Regions from separate parts of the Homo sapiens genome. Here region 1 is linked to region 2. A link is an interaction called in ENCODE POLR2A ChIA-PET data of the cell type or tissue named here. Cell type or tissue: A673. All regions are shown on one strand. Links, peaks and the distances in the headings refer to the core of each region. The heading gives the core; the rest is flanking DNA.

Evidence for each region. Peaks named below come from ENCODE experiments on the same cell type or tissue, not always from the same donor. Only the 100,000 strongest peaks of a DNase experiment are listed, where the experiment ranks them.
Region 1: POLR2A ChIA-PET joins it to region 2 with 5 read pairs; 1 of 35 experiments calls an interaction of 5 or more read pairs at or near these places.

The regions. Positions count from the first base shown.
Region 1 is chr5:138,608,548-138,613,933 of GRCh38, forward strand. It overlaps the pseudogene RPL10AP10. Among named protein-coding and RNA genes, the nearest start is that of HSPA9, 36 kb to the left of the region's middle. RefSeq lists enhancers at 1,040-1,672, 1,673-2,305, 2,306-2,938. In A673, for the core only: CTCF peaks have their summits at 2,055 and 2,803; a DNase peak (open chromatin) is centred at 2,864; H3K4me3 peaks cover 996 bases; H3K27ac peaks cover 833 bases.
Region 2 is chr5:140,292,611-140,297,996 of GRCh38, forward strand. All of the region lies in intron 2 of PFDN1 (prefoldin subunit 1), which reads right to left. Among named protein-coding and RNA genes, the nearest start is that of PFDN1, 7.8 kb to the right of the region's middle. In A673, for the core only: no CTCF peak of the experiment used is centred there; a DNase peak (open chromatin) is centred at 3,001; H3K27ac peaks cover 1,323 bases.

The DNA of each region.
Region 1 (5,386 bases), core at 295-5,294, 1.7 Mb before region 2:
AAAATTAATTAAAAAATAAATAAAAAGAGAAAATAAAGTAGGCCCCTGCTGAGCATCCAACCTTCCTTTCTTCCTTCCTTCCTTTTTTTTCTATCTCTATTTCTCTCTCTCTTTCTTTTTTAGAGACAGGGTCTTACCCTTTTGCCCAGGTTGGAGTGCAGTGGTGCGATCACAGTTCACTGTAACTTCATGATCCTCTGGCCTCAGCCTTCCAAGTAGCTAGGACCACAGCTGTGTGCCCACCAGGTTTGCCTGGGTATTTTAAAAAATATTTATTTTGCAGGAATAGGGGATCTCGCTATGTTACCCAGGATGGTCTCAAACTCCTGGCCTCAAGTAATCCTCCCAAAATGCTGTGATTACAGGAATGAACCACTGTGCCAGCCTCTTTATTTACTTTATAAATTTTGTTTACAAAACAGGTGGTAGGCAGATTCGGCCCATGACTATAGCTTGCTGATCTGATCCCTGCTCTATCATATCTTATTTGATATATATCCTGGCATTAATTATTGGTTTCCTCATTTCTTATCTGCCTCTCCCCACCCCCACATACTAGAATGCAAGCCCCATGAGAGTAGGGTGCCTCTCTGTCTCGTTACCACCATATGCCTACACCTGGAACCATTTCTGGCTCATAAAGACTCAATAAATAATTGTCAAATGAATATTTGAATGTATTATGTTTGTCTGGGCTGAAGAGAAGAGCAACTCTATTTGAAGGGAGATCAGATGAGATAAACTTCTGATGGCAGCCCCTCTGGGAAGAATAATTTCCAGTTTGATCATCCTCAAGACAGCCCAACCTGTAGTTCTTGCCTCAAGGAGGAGCTGCTCATGCCGACCTCCTGACAGCAGATATGAAACTGAGTAGTACCTGTCCTCCTAGGACACGTTCCAGAAGAGAGGAGAACCGATGGATTAATCACTTTTCAATTTAAGAAGAAAAAGTACTTTACACACACACACACACACACACACACACACACACACATACACACACACACACCCAGGAGAGACCTCAGAGCCCAGGGAAGCTGCTCAGTTGGCAAGTTGGGCTTTGCAGACTAATAATTGCCTTGCCTGAGGGTATGGAGGAACCGGAATTCTGACTACCAGAATGACATGGGGAACAGCCAGGACCTGGAGAGGCGGAGGAGGTGGGGGAAAGTGGGAGAACGGAGTTTGGCACATTCCAATTTAGGCAGCACGTTGCCCTGAACAAACAGCCTGAATCACCACGTGCTTATTAATTTAAAAACTGTTTCTGAATCAACACATTCTTTGCCTGTCCAGGGCTGGGCTTTTTGCAGCCATGTAGCACACTGGCCAAGAAAGTGTGGGGTCCTGAAGGAGAAATGGCACTAGAGGAATCACCCGAGCCACTGGGCACTGCCTCCCAAGGCTTGCAAGACAGCGCAGAGGGTTCCCAGGCTGCGCTACTTTTGTTCCCTTGGAAGAAAGTCAGTAGGCAGATGCCTCTTCTACCTCCCCCAACACTCTCTTCAACACCACACTCCCTCTCCAGCTCACTCAGAGGAAGCTGGGAAGGTTCCAGTGGCGCGCTCCTGAGAAGCAGTGGGAAGGGCCAAGGTTACGAGTTACCCAGGCATGGGGGCGAACCCTGGCTCCCTCACTTGCTAGTTGTGTATTCTCTCTGTCTCTCTCTCTCCGTCTCTCTCTCTTTCTCTCTCTCTCTCGGAGAGACAGAAATGAGGTCTCGCTATATTACCCAGGCTGAAGACTGGACTCCAACTCCTGACCTGGGCTCAAGTGATCCTCCTGCCTCAGTCTCCCAAGTAGCTGGGACTCCGGGCACACGCCACCGCGCGCTTGGCTGTAATCTTGATCAAATCATGTAAAATTCCTGAACCACAAGTTTTTTTTTTTCTACAGTAACACCCTGTGGAGTTATGAAAATTAAAATAAAATAATGTGCTTAAAGCACAGGGACCAGAGAAGCAGCCGGATAAAGAGAAGGTCTTGGGGAGGGAGGAGGGCAGGGTATTGGCCCTCCAGTGGCCAGCAAGGAAAATGATGCGGCCCATCTTTGGGTACTTGCAGCTGAGCCCACAGAGTCACATGTTTTATCCCCGCACAGTAGGGAATGTCCTTTGACTTTTCTGACCCAGGATCTAGCTTGGCAACGCCGGGTCCTCCGGTACTCAGGACCGTCACTTGGCTCTCACTGGCTGGTTCTCTTGGAGTTTTGAGAGAGCTCTGAGAGGTCCTTGAATCCTTTCTCCTTCCCTCTTGTAGTGATATCTCTCTCTCAGACAAACCCAGGGACTGCTGGCCATCAGCTGAACCCGAGGGGAGCGAGGCCACAGCCCATGAGATGTACCCCACACTTCCTCTGCCCCGCCCCCCAAGCAGGACTGTGTCTGTGTTTTTCAGGGTGTGCTGCTGGAGCCCTGGGAGGAGGGGGTTGGGCAGTCGCTGGCGCTGCCGCTGGTGGTCCCTGTGCTTGAAGTGCCGGTGGTATCGGAGTCCATGCACCCAAGGCCCAGCACCCAGCAACATTCTCTGGCCCAGCAGAGGGGTGAGAGATCAAAGGAGGGGGCGTGGGGCATGGATTGCTTCTGGGCAGACCCATGCCAATGTGACATGGGGTTTCCTGCCTGAGTGTTACTGTGTGGCTGTGCCTGCCACGCTCATCTGGGGTGTGTGTGTGTGTGTGTGTGTGTGTATGTGTGTGTGTGTATGGGTGGGTGTTGGGGGGTGTACAGACGCTCTGGGTATGTAGGGGGGTCAGCACTAGGGGGGCTTCTAGGATTTGTCTGTGGTCTCATCTCCGCCCTCCCTGCTCCTGGAGGGGGAGCTGTAACTCAGCCAGGAGGCCACCTAGCTGATTCCCCTCCCCCCACCCACCAGCCGCTCGCTCTGTCACAACAAGGAGCTTTGGCAGAAAGGGAGGGGAGCGTGGGTGCTGCGGAGAGAAAAACACCCCAAAGTTTCAGAAAAAATGGCAGGAGAGATGCCAGCACCCAGGAGCAGGAGCCTTCTGCTTCTCACAGCCTGCACTGCTGGGCTGGGGGGAGACCACGGTTTCCTTTCCTTCCTTTCTCCCTTCCTTCCCTCCCCGCCCCTTGCTGCGTGATATTCAGGAAAAGGAAACATTACAGTGAGGGGAGAAAGGGAACAAAGAGATGCTTTTCAGAGGGGTCATGGGATCTTTCCGTAGCCACCAGAAGACACAGTTCTGGGCTCTGCTTGCTCTGGGCTAAGTGGGTGTGTATGTGTATGTGTGTGTAGAAGAGAACAAAAAAGAGAGAGAATGTGTGTGTTAGTGTGTTAGTTTATGCATGCCTGTGAGTAAATGTGTGTCTGAGTGTGGATGTGAATTGGGCGTGCATGTGTGTGTTGGGAAACAGTAAAGATAAAAGCAGACAGAACAAAAAGAATCATATACAAGATTGGTTAGACAGCTGCCCTTAGATAGTCTACACATGAATACTTGAAAAATGTTTGTGCAATAGGTTGGCCATTACCCAATATTGCGCGGCATTAGAATAAACATGTATACAATGAAAAACCTCCAGATTGACACTTCTTCCTCATGCTTTTGAAATCAGGGTATTTCATTTGGGCAATGACTCCTTTTCTGCAGGGTAAAAACTTCATTTACTCGCAGGTAGCTGGAACACCATTAAATATTCTTAAGAAGTTAGTTAATATTACATGAAGCTTCACGGAGAAAATATAAATATCTATTTATAATGATATATTCACTGTGAATTGACGTCTTTATTGTAGTTGGAACACGTAGCATGAGATCTACGGTCTTAACAAAAATTTAAATACACAATGCAGTAATATTAACTATATTAACTATAGGTGCTATGGTGAACAGAGGTCTAGAACTTATTCATCTTGCATAACTGAAGTTTTATACCTGTTGAACAGCAACTCCCTATTTCCCCCATCCCTCAGCACTTGACAAGCACCATTCTCATTTCTGTTTCTATGAGTCTATTTCAGATAATTGGTGTAAGGAGAACAGTGCAGTTTGTGCTTCTGTGACTGTCTTATTTCACCTAGTATAATGTACCCCAAATTCATCCATGTTGTCATATATGACAGAATTTTCTTCTTTTTAAGGCCAAATAATATTTTATTGTATGTATATGCCATGTTTGCTGTATTTGCTTATCTATTGATGGGCATTAGTTTCCATATCATGTGTATTGTAAATAATGCAATAATCAGGAAAATGCAGACATCTCTTGGAGATCTTGATTTCAATTGTTTTGGATAAAAATACAGAAGTGGGATTGTTGGATTATATGACAGACATTTTTCCAAAGAAGACATACACATTGCCAAAAGGTACATGAGAAGATGCTTAACAACACTAACTGTTAGAGAAATGCAAATCAAAACCATAGTGAGATGTCATCTCGTCTATTAGGATGGCTACTATAAAGGGAAACAAAAGGTAAGAGTTGGCAAATTCATTGGGAAGTAAAATGATTCAGCTGCTGTGGAAAATTGTACGAAGCTTACTCAAAAATTATGAATTTTTTTCCCCCAGAATGCTTAGCTCTTTTTGTAACTTTTATTTTAAGTTCAGGGGTACATGTGCAGGTTTGTTATATAGGTAAATCTAAGTCATGGGTCTTTGTGGTACAGATTATTTGATCACCCAGGTATTAAGCCTAGTACCCATTAGTTATTTTTCCTGATCCTCTCCCTCTCACACTCCACCATCCAGTAATCTCCAGTGTTCATTTTTTCCCTTTTTGTGTCCATGTGTTCTCATCATTTAGCTCCCGCTTATAAGAGGACATGTAGTGTTTGCTTTTCTGTTCCTGTGTTAGTTTGCTAAGAATTATGGTCTCCGGCTCCTCCTGCAAAGGACATGATCTCCTTCTTTTTTTATGCCTGCATAGTATTTCATGGTGTATATGAATTAACTTTCGAGTGGAGAAAAGAACTGGTAGATTTGTGAGATTAACAAATATTTCCATAGATTCAAGTTCATTTTCCCAGGGTTTTCTGAGCTTAATAACCTCAAAAGTACCTGAAATATAGTTTTTCTTCCTTTCACAGAGCTATTTATGTTATATATGAACTACAACTTAGAGTATTTAAAACTCAATAAATAGTGAAATTAAAAAAAAACAAAAAAACCTCATTTACTCAAAGCTCAGAATACAGTTTTGTGAGCATTTCACCAAAGTAAGGGCTAGAGTTTCTCTTAGCATTATTTGCTTACAAAATATTTGAGTTTGTAAACAAGATCCCAAGGGAAATATTTATCCCACTCAAGAAAACAAGTTACTTTTACCTCTTTGAAGTATCTATTTGCATTCCAACAATATGGTACTTATAAATCACTCCTTTCTAGCAACTTATTAAAGCAACTCTTAGAGGCAATACTTTT
Region 2 (5,386 bases), core at 184-5,183:
ACAACTGATCTACTGCAAAACAAGAGTTGGTAATAAGAGTTCCTGGCCAGGACAATGAAGTAACATTCTCCCAGACAGGTCCATTTGAACTTAAATTATATAAATGAAATAAGGATACACTCTTCACAAAAGCATGGGCACTAATGGTACATGTAACACACTAGTAATCCTAAGTATTTCATCAGAGTAAAGTATATTTGCAGTTAACAGCAATTTCTGATATTATAAATAAAAAAGAATGACAAAAGGCATTACCAAGTGCGTGTTCATATATATGAACTGACTCACCTTCTAAGTCAATATTTTTCTGAGCTCCTTCTTGGATATTTCATTAAGCAGATTATGTTCCTTGACATGAACATTTCAGTCCTCTCTCTCAGATTAGATAGTAAGTTATTCCTAACTTTGCACTATGAGATAAGTGGCAGCTAAAATCAGAAAATTCTTGGTATGGCTTAAAATTGACTGTTTTCAGAGAAATTCAGCTAATTAAGTCAGTTACAGCACACAATTCCTCAGTGACAAAGTTAACAGTTCAAGACTGCTGCTACCTTAATATTTTTACATAGGAACAGCAAGCAAATGGTACTTTTCACCTTTCGCTCAGTTGCTTATCATTGACTGGAAAACACTGTAGTATCCCGCAAATGACTGCTACTTTTCATACAACAAAGGCTGATTTTGTTTAATCCTTTGTCAGTTAAAAAAAAAAAAAAAGGCCAGGTCTTTTGATGTCAGGAAATGCAGAAGCAAGCAAAGTCCACCAAGTAGCTAAATGAATCAATTACATTTATGTTTTTAAAACAGGTCCAAAGCCTAAAATAAGTAACCCCATAGCAAGTTTATTTTAGTATGTTTGTACTCTCCAAGATAACAGACTTTTCCCTTTTTTAACAATAGACATCTAATTAGCATAACATTTTCAAAATTAATTTCCTGTGTTTTGGTGAGAATCTTTAGACTGGGGCATATGGGAGGGGAAGCAGGGAAATAATTATTAAAAAGTACTCGTCTGCAGAAGAAACAGGACTATGTAATTCTTACGCAAATGTTTGTTAACTCCCTCTGGCACAAAAACAGTGATGTCATTCTAGACAGCAGTAGAGCAGAGTTATAATGAACATCAAGTTTTTAAATCACTGACAACTTAAGGAAATTAAGAATATGACTTAAAAATCTCCTCTCCCCAGAGTACTAAATCTGTGCAAGAGGAATGTGTGCCCATCTGGGGTTATATACATATTCAGCGTCAACAAAACTTAAGTCATTTTTCCCTGCACAACAGGAAAAGATGTTGTTGTTTTCCCTTAGAACTCTGGGCAATGAAAGCCATGACTTTAAATGGCTCTGTATAAAAACACAAGAAGGGTGGGTCATGTTCTATTAGTAAAAGCAGCTGAACACCAAGAACTTCTCTTTCTTCAAGTAAAATCTAAAAAGTAATCTCATCTTACTTTTGACAACTATCTTTGCTTCACTTTCTCTAAAATACAGATTAATACCTTTAAAGAGGGTATAAAATGAATTTATAAATTGGCATTTGCAATGTGACTCTCACACCAAAAGTAATCTCACACATTATTTTTTCCCCTGTAGTATGCACTAAATAAAATATCCAAATTTGATTCTGCTGAGAGCAACAATATAAACTATTTTCACTGTAATATCAACAGTATTTATCAACAATATCAATAATATTTACTATACTAAGATTTTTTAAATTTCATTTCCTAATCTCTTAGCAATAAAATATAGTATGACCATTTCTTCAGTTTTAAAATTACCTGAAATTGACTGGAAGACCAACTCTATAGCTACATGAAATTGTAAAAGGGCTGCAAAACTTGAAGCAGTATGAGCATACCCCTTTCTATTAACATTTAACATAACTAAGGGAAGCTGCATATATTTCATCCCACCTTTACTAAATGCCACGATTCAAATTATAGGTCAACATCCAAACTAAGAAATACAATCACAACAAAACCAACATAACATTCTAAACAAAGGGCAGTTCAGCCAAGCTGTCATAAAGAGTTCAGATTTCTACAACCTAAACAGTTGAAAAACTGCTTAACTATTTAGATTTTTTTTAATTGTTACCTATCAGGAATACACCTACTGTTTCACTTTCTACTTATGCCACATTTATCTTAAGTTTTACACTTCTGGATCTTTCAACCGTTAGAGATCAACCATTAAATTACTTCAACAAGTAGAAATAGTAACACCGCTCCCAAACAGCAATTTTTGCATTGCTAGACACTTATCTAGTTGGCAGATTTATACCATTGTTCATTCTTAGTTCCTTAAATGTAAAAAATACCCACAGAATGGTAGCATACCTCTAAATTAGTTTAAATATGGTACAAAGTTATTTTTAGTTAGGTTCAAGTTTTAAAAAGGCACTAATTGTTCTTTTTAAAGGCTAATCTACTCAAGTTCCTCATATTAAAAAAAAAGTTAATTTGTCTCTTTTGGAAAAAAGAAATGTTATTTATGTAATGCTCAAGCAAAAAGGGTGTTCAAATAATAGATCTGACATCAAATCAGGGTTAGGATCATACTTATTGTTCATAAAAGTAAGTTTGACATTTATTCTAATGATGGTCCTTTCAAACACTAGTATGGTTAAATGTCATTTATATGCACTTTCAAATATAATTCTTATTTTAAAAATACTCCTATCCTCTACTATGCAAAGTAGAAAAGGAAGAAAACCCCCACAAGCAATTATAAACATTTTTATCCATGAAAAAATATATACAAGAAATATTCACATAACATTTAAGATTTGTCTATTCCCTCCTTGCATGCTAGAAAGATGCAAAGACAAACACTTCCAAATACTCAGACAGATCATTCCCCAGTTGTAACTTTCATCATAGTTCTCAAAGCAGTATGGTGAGGTCAGCTCACAAACAGCTTAAGTAGCAAAACTAGAAATTGGTGGTAGTAGTATCAGGCTACATAACAGCCTCTCTAAAGAAGATGAAGTAAGAGAACTAAAATGTGCTGGCAACACGCCAAAAGACTGGATGGAATATAGCTTTGAGCAACAAATACTCAGAGCTTACAGTATATAGCAATTCATCATCTCTTATCCTGTAGCTTGACTTTCCTTGTTTTAAACCAAAAATAGCCATGTATAAGAGGTATTTAACACTACAAAATGTGTCCATACTTATGAAATGAAAGATATCTGGGTCTGCAATGATTTGTTTAACTAAATACATACCCTAAAAAAAAAAAATCTGACTTACATTCTGTGTGAAGATGAGGAAGGTAAAATGGATAAAAATACATTGATATTATTATGCATAAAATAGCCTTTATTCTCTAAGGATTATACTACCCTCAAGCATAATCTTTAAGGTTTGGGTTTTCTATATTTTTAGTTCTGAGTGTCTCTTCAACTGGCTGGTATTTAGAATTAGACAACCTTCTCAATATATTTAATGAAGAATTAATCCTGTCAGATCAGAGGACGTGATTTTGGTCAGATATAATTTTTTTGACCTTAGTCAAAATATATGTTACTTTTATAATTTCATCTTACATGGATCATATATTAAAATAGGATAATAAACTCATTCTTAAGTCTCTAACACTTTCTAAAATACTTTTTTTTCTAAGAAACCAAAAGAAAAAAGTTATTTTAGGCCAGAAAAAAGAATCAGATTCAATTCAAATCAATACACATTTAATAGCTATTTTGTGCCAGACATTATACTGAGAATGAGGAAACAAAGATAATATATATACATGGTCTCCCAGAGCTGACAATCTGGCTGGGAAGACCGACCCATTTAAACACACCTACACACTCAATGTGCTTTACTAGCTGTAGGAACAAAAGCCCTACTATCGCCAAGGAAAGAGTGAATGAGTCTGCCCCAGGGGCTGAAAAAATCTTCAGAGGCAAAGTAAGAGTAGAGCTATGTCTTGAAGGATAAGAATTTCACAAGGAAAAGAGGAATATTGCCAGCCAAGGACAATGTTATTCGCCAAAGACTGAGCAAAAGCAAAAAAGCACAAAAACATAACATGTGTGAGGAAACCTATGTGGCAAGGGTAGGATAACAATTTCTAGTACATGTGCTACTACTCTTCTACCCTCACTGTGTAACAGACATCACTAATCAATTAAAGCATGTTTAAAACCCATTTGACATCTCAAAATTCTTCTCAACATATAACACAAACTAGTAGAAGGAGGTAGGTCCATGAGATGAAATATACATGCTATCCTAACCCTGGAAAAAGAAAGTGGTGGGACTTGAGGCAAAGGGTAAATTAAGAACAGATTATGAATAACCATGAATGCAAGGCCAACAAGTTTAGATTTTATCCTGTGGACAACAGAGGATGAACAAAGGACTTTAGGAAGAATATTGATGTGATTAATTCTGAAAGATATGTGAAGAATGGATTTGGACAGACAGAATGAAGGCAGGAAGAAAGAACAGTTAAGATGCTATCATAAAAGTCCAGGCAAGAAGCAATGAGACCTGAATTTCAGCAATGGGAAAATCTACTGCATGTTCTAAAAGAAAAATGAAGTTTTGGATTTTATTATAACCATTTTATTACGGTTTTAAAATGAAAATTTGGGAAAAAGTAATATTCTAGTCAGAATTCCCAAATAACACTCAAAATGGAAAAGAAAAAACAAAGTAAGGTAAAGACTAGAATTAAAGAAGTGAATCACAATGATACCCAAAATTACTCGACTATAAATTCAGAAATAGATATCTCAGGTTTAGCATCAAGAAAGAGAACATCCTCATGACCAGACTAATACTCAGCAAGTCTTTTCTTCCTCTCAGGGCACTAATACGCTAGCCAAACAACAAACGCTATTCACCTTACATGCCCCTACAATACAGGGTCAAACTCATACTCCCGGTGAGATGCAGACAGCACTAAAGTCAAATTTAAAACAGAAGTCTGAAATCATGTAGAAGCTCAACTTTATCCAAACATTTAAAACTCCACACTTCTTTTAAGAAACGTAATTTATATGAAATAAACCTTCTGGAAATAATACCATTCTACTATTTATTAATTCATATCCTAGCCTTTAAACTCCAAAATTCTTGGTATGGAAAACAACTTATCTGTAGCACTTTGGAAAATATGTACAAAAAACAACTCTCCTAACACTTCTGCAGAACGTTTAATAAATGAAACTATTCTAATTAAAAATTAAAACTTCACTGTAGCTCAAAAGCCCAAAGGGAGTAAAACGTTTTTTCTATTTTGAAAAAGGAATTCTTTAGCTATTGCAAACAAAGGCTAGCGCAGTGATGTGAAATCCAAGTACAACATGTTAATAAAGCTGGCATTACTGTTTTAAGACCTAAGGATATTCACATTAAGGATA